2 separate regions of the Homo sapiens genome follow, and region 1 is linked to region 2. A link is a loop called in an ENCODE intact Hi-C map of the cell type or tissue named here. Cell type or tissue: IMR-90. All regions are shown on one strand. Each heading gives the region's core, and the rest is flanking DNA. Links, peaks and the distances in the headings are about the cores only.

Region 1 (2,891 bases), core at 1-2,500, 200 kb after region 2:
TGCTATCTTTAATACCAAGCAACATAACCACTTTGAGGCTCAGCTTCTCCATCACTAAAATAGACACCATAGAATAGTTAGTAAAATATTATGATGATTAAATACTTAGTACAGGTTAGCACATGGGAAAGGTTCAAAGTGATAGCTGTCATTATCATCATAAGGAGTGTTTATTTCATCCTCACTATTTAAATAATGTACATCAGTCAGGAAAATAGAAACAACACCAGCCTTGTGTTGGGGGACGGGGCTGAGGGGTAAAAGTCGTCATCACATAAAATTTGCTATTTTCTGGCTGGGCGTGGTGGCTCATGCCTGTAATCCAAGCTCCTTGGGAGGCCAAGATGGGCAGATCACCTGAGGTCAGGAGTTTGAGACCAGTCTGGCCAATGTGGTGAAACCCAGTCTCGACTAAAGATAAAAAAATTAGCCAGGCGTGGTGGCACATGCCTGTAATCCCAGCTACTTGGGAGGCTGAGGCAGGAGAATCGCTTGAACCCGGGAGGCGGAGGTTGACATGACCAGAGATTGCTCCATTGCACTCCAGCCTGGGCGACAGAGTGAGACTCCATCTCAAAAAAAAAAAAAAAGAAAAAAAAAAAAAATTTACTATTTTCACCATTTTTAACTACAATTTGGTGGCATTAAGTACATTCACATTATTGTGCACCCATCACCATTATTCATCGCTATAGCTTTTTCATCTTCCCAAACTGAAGCTCGATACTCATTAAACATATCAGTTATTTTAACACAGAGAATTTAATATAAATATGTTTTAAAATCTAGTTATTGGAACACTGAAAAGAGGCAAAAGGGAACTTTAAGATACTGCAGAGGCAAGAATTACAGATGGACTCAGCTAACACCTCCAGGGCTAGGACGACAAAGGGAAGAGGTTGAGGTTAGGAGAATTTGGGAGCTTGGAGGAGGGGTCCTATGGAGGTAAGACCCAGACCCTCGAGGAAACAAAGCTAAGCAGCTGAGGCTGGCGTCTCTGAAGGGTGGGGGTGGAGGGGTGCAGCATGGATGGGGGAAGAGATTCTGGAAAGTGGAACCAGCTGCTTCTGACAAGGTGAAACCCATTGATGCTGGGATGCTGATGGGAGGGGAAGGAGCTCGGCTCTCCTGCCTTCTCCTGCGTTGCCCTCTAGCGCCCCCTATTTGTGTAACCAAACAGGGAGCAGCTGGCAATGGTGAAGTGGGGTTGCCCAGCCCCACTGGAGCATCACTATGCAAAGAACAGAAGGACAGTGTATGAGGGCCCGGGGACTGCCGTAACAAAATACCATGACCTGGGTGACTCACAGCAACAGAAACGTATTCCCCCACATTCTAGAGGCCAGAAGTCCAAAGTCAATGTGTCAGCTCCCTCTGAGTGCTCTAGGGGAGAATCCTTCCTGCCTCTTCCAGCTCCTGGTGGCTCCAGGCTGTCCTTGTCTTGCGGCTGCAGTGCTCCAATCTCTGTCTCCATCCTCTTGTGGCCTGTCCCCTCCCTGTGCATCTCTTCTTCTTTTAAGGACTCCAGTATTCCCCAATACTGAATTGGGGCCCATTCTAATTCCCACTGCAGATGGTTCTGGAGCTGAGAGACAAGAGCTTTATAACCAGCACAGGCATTGTTCTGAAACTCAGGTGATAGGGCCCACATCTACTTACACAAGGCACGCAGGACTTTCAGTGCCTCTGTTTCCCCGTCTGTAAAATAGGGGATTGGATTAGCAAACAAGTGAAGATCAACTATGTGCAAAGGCTCCAGGCCACATGTGCCAAATATGAGAGAGCAAGGCCCAGTTCCTGCTCTCCAGGTGCTTCGGGTGAACAATGGCAGCTCCGAGTGAGCAGTGCAGGTGACCTCAAGGGAAGGGAGCTTGGGGAAGGTCCACGCCATGTGGGCATTGCAGGATGCCTGGGTGAAAACCCCTGTTTGTTTGACCTAGTGGAGGACAAGAGCCACCCAGCTGGGTGTGGATGGATGTGTGGATTTATAGGATCGCCATGCCTTTCCCGAAGCTTTTTGATGGAATTGAGGGATCCCAGACGGGGCACAGAACTCACACGCACAGTGCTTGAAGTGGTTTTCAAAGGACAGGCTGCAGCTTCCATATTCATCTGACTGAGAGTAATGTAAACTGCCTCCCTCACTAGAGCTACAGTTTATTTGTACAGTTTGGGCCATTTCTGTAAACATTTGACCCATTTCGAAATCCAATCCAAAAGGAAAGCAAATGAGGGCTTTTATATTGTGCAATGGAATTCACGATCGACGGCGGTAACATTTTACCTATTGCAATGTATTGAATGCTGCATTCAAGAAGTAAGATAAAGGAATTTTTAAACATCTCAAAACTCAGGGAGAAAAAAAATGCATGTATTCATGAAGAGTAAAGAGGTATGAGACTAAACGTCCCCCACAGGTGGGGGAATGGGGTTCTCTTTACCATCACGGCCCCACGAAGACAGCACAGGGCTCAGTAAATCTTGGATGGATGGGAAACCCCAGCGACAGAGTCAGGAACCTTCATTGGAGTCAGAGTAAGGGGCACCCAGATGAGCAGGTCTCCAGATGAGAAACACAGCTCTGCTTCATTTCAAAACACGGATGAATCCTTTCTAGTTGTGCCTCCTGCTTTTCTTGTCCACTAAATCATGCTGTCACTATGCCAGGGACCTTGTTAAGGAAAAGCAATGCAATTTTCAAATGAAATAAGTAATTGCTACCAACTTATGTTTTTTAAGAAATATATAGATTTTTTATAAAGCGGGACTTGCTACAGCTAATATAGGGAGAGAGAGAAAAGGAGAGGGAGGAAGATAGAGGAGGGAGAGAGAGCAGGGGAGGGAGGGAGCAGTCACACTGTAAGCATATGCATAACAGATTACTGGTTTTG
Region 2 (2,913 bases), core at 296-2,795:
GAAAGAAAGAAAGAAAGAAAAAGAAAGAAGGAAGGAAGGAAAGAAAGAAAGAAAGAAAGAAAGAAAGAAAGAAAGAAAGAAAGAAAGAAAGAAAGAAAGAAAATGAAAATTCACTTTCAGCTGAATTTTGTGGAGTGGAGGAATGAGTGGGGAGGCAGAGTGGGGGGCCAGCAGCTCTGCAGATCAGCCCCTGGAGATGCACCAGGACAGCCTGAGCCCTGCTGGAGGACAGCGTCTGACTGCAGGGGTTCCTTTTAAGAAAAGCAACCAGAGGGCACATTTCTTTGAGGCCGTATCGTGTTGGGCAAAACTATGAAATGCTTATTAACGTTTGAAATTTCATAATTATTTTTGATTAAAAAAGATGTTCTGCAAAGCGATGTCTGTTTCCCATAACTGGCGAGCGTTCCCCAGATGGCCATTCAGCCACCTCAAGAATTAATGTTTTCATGACCCACGACCGCTTTTTCGTGGAGGAGTGTCTCTCCTACAGGTTGCTCCCCAGGATGAGAACAATAAAAGCAAATCTATAACAGCAAAGGCCCGAGGTTAATGTCTTTAACAAGATAATGTTACTTAAGGGAACTGTAACGCAAATCATTCTGAAATTCCATATATTCGCTGCAGCTCCGAAACCAGCTGCACGTGCTGCCGGCGTGTCTGGCCATGGAAAGGCTTGCTTTGTAAGTTACTTATTTTGCTCATGTGTCAGCCTGTTAGTTTAATACTGTAATCACTCAAAATCCCCGTAAGATGTGCGGAAGGTCGTGGATGTGGCTGCGGAAGTTCTTGCACGTCAAGCTGTGTGCTGCCTGCTGTGTTTCCCAGATTCATTGATGCTGATGATCCAGTGGAAGTGAGGCCTTCCCAGGGTGGCTTTCCCCTGCACGAGTGTGAGGTGACACAGGCGCCCACTGAGCTCGCGTTATCATGGTAGGGAATCTGAGCATGACAACCAAAATATTCAGCTCACCAAGCAGATGTTTTGGCTATGCAGTGCCAAACATCTGGCCCTTTGGAAACGGGGAGGGTTGATGGAAATCTTCAGGTTTAATCTAGATTTTGGCATCAGGTAAACACAGGCTCACACTCTGGTAGGTAAATTCAACTTATCACGGATGTGATATTTCTTGAAATCATATGTACTCAACTCAAACCACGCTCATCAGAGCAAAATCTCAGTCACTGAGCAGAAGAGTACGGGAAAGGAGAGAGCTGTTTAAATGTTCGTGCTGTGAGCAGAAACACATCACCGTGCTTTCCTGGCACCCACGTCACCATGACTCAGACGTCATGGTAGGCCAAGACAAAAAAACCCACCTCATGTTGGAAAATGTAAATTCAAGCCATGTGGGATAGCGCTGCACACTCACCAGGACGGCTGTAATAAAAGAGATCAGCAAGTGTGCCGAGTAATGGCGGGGACCTGGGGCAGGAAGGACTTACAGCCACCAGGCCATTACAGTGCAGGGTGAGCAGGGCCATTGTGGAGCTGGCACTCAGGATTGGGAGAGGCATAGATGGCCCTAGAGCACAGCCCAGGATCTTTTGGATGCCCGGTTTCAATCGTTGTGTCGTCCCTTTTAAAAACAGTCCAGGGCCGGGCACAGTGGCTCATGCCTGTAATCTCAGCACTTTGGGAGGCCGAGGTGTGTGGATCACCTAAGGTCAGGAGTTCAAGACCATCCTAGCCAGCATGGCGAAACCCCGTCTCTACTAAAAATACAAAAATTAGCTGGGTGTGGTGGCACGTGCCTGTAATCCCAGCTATTCTGGAGGCTGAAGTAGGAGAATCACTTGGACCCAGGAGGCGGAGGTTTCAGTGAGCCAAGATGGCACCACTGCACTCCAGCCTGGGTGACAGAGTGAGACTCCATCTCAAAACAAAACAAAACAAAACAAAAAACAGCCCAGCAAGCACTGTTGGCTGCCAAACGCATCACTCATGCTTAAGTGCCATCTTCTGTTCCCGCCTCTGCTATCAAGGCAGGGAAGGTGAATGCCCTTTCCCAGCCTTCCTCTTAGCTGGAAAGGCCACAGACTTTGGTTCTGAGTTCTGGCCACTGAGACTTAAGAGACACATGCTAGGGAAACCTCTAGAAAAGCTTCAGCTTTGTGTGTGTGTGTGAGAGAGAGATTGAGAGATTGCTAATGCTGGCCCTTTTTCTCTTTCTCCTTCTGGAATGCAGAGGTACTGTCTGGAGCTGTGGCTGCCATTTTGCAACAAGAGGAAAAGGCAGGAAAATGTTCAAGGTGCTGATTCTCACATCCCCAAGCCCCTGGACCAATGCCAGCAGCCATCTATTTCCAGGAGTCAAATATGAACATATCCTGGATGATTTGGCCCCTCCAAGCCTTGCAGCCTCATCCATTCAGTTTTTTCTCTGGCTCTCTGCCTTTTGGACACATTGACTATCCTAGCCTCTTCAGACACGCTGTTTTTTTCCTCCTCTGCTTTCAACTCCGCATGGGCAGTTTCCCTTCCTGCATAGCATGCTTTTTCTCCCTCCTCCTCTTATTTAAGCTCTCCTCTTTCTTCAGGCATCACCTCCTCCAGAAAACCTTCTCTGGTCTGGCAGATGAGGCCATTTCCTCCAATTGCACACCCTTGTAGCACAATGCACCTCCTGTTCCCTGCTGCAATATTTTGTGGAGTTATTTGGGCCAATGTCTGTCTCCTCTGCTAGATCATGAGTTCCACGGAGGCAAAGGCTGAGCCTGGTTCACTCAAATTGTAGCCTGGAGTGAAGAATAGTGACTGGCACAGAGTAGGCATTCAATACACAGTAGATGAATGAATGAATAAATAACATAAAGCATGTGAAAGACACATAGCAAAAGGTGATGGTAGAAAGTAGATAGAACCCAGGCTGTTCAGAGCCTTCTAGGTCCTGGTGTGGAGCCTGGATATTC

Evidence for each region. Hi-C counts contacts between places; a loop is a spot of excess contacts. Peaks named below come from ENCODE experiments on the same cell type or tissue, not always from the same donor. Only the 100,000 strongest peaks of a DNase experiment are listed, where the experiment ranks them.
Region 1: a loop joins it to region 2, with 3 times the contacts of the local background. A loop is called at or near these places in 1 of 110 quality-filtered maps.

What each region holds. Positions count from the first base shown.
Region 1 is chr16:86,251,123-86,254,013 of GRCh38, reverse strand. The region is part of intron 3 of LINC01081 (long intergenic non-protein coding RNA 1081); the gene reads left to right. Among named protein-coding and RNA genes, the nearest start is that of LINC01081, 34 kb to the left of the region's middle. In IMR-90, for the core only: a CTCF peak has its summit at 1,163 (motif pointing left); DNase peaks (open chromatin) are centred at 1,283 and 2,143; H3K27ac peaks cover 1,463 bases.
Region 2 is chr16:86,453,730-86,456,642 of GRCh38, reverse strand. No RefSeq gene overlaps it. Among named protein-coding and RNA genes, the nearest start is that of FENDRR, 54 kb to the left of the region's middle. In IMR-90, for the core only: no CTCF peak of the experiment used is centred there; a DNase peak (open chromatin) is centred at 1,282; H3K27ac peaks cover 1,752 bases.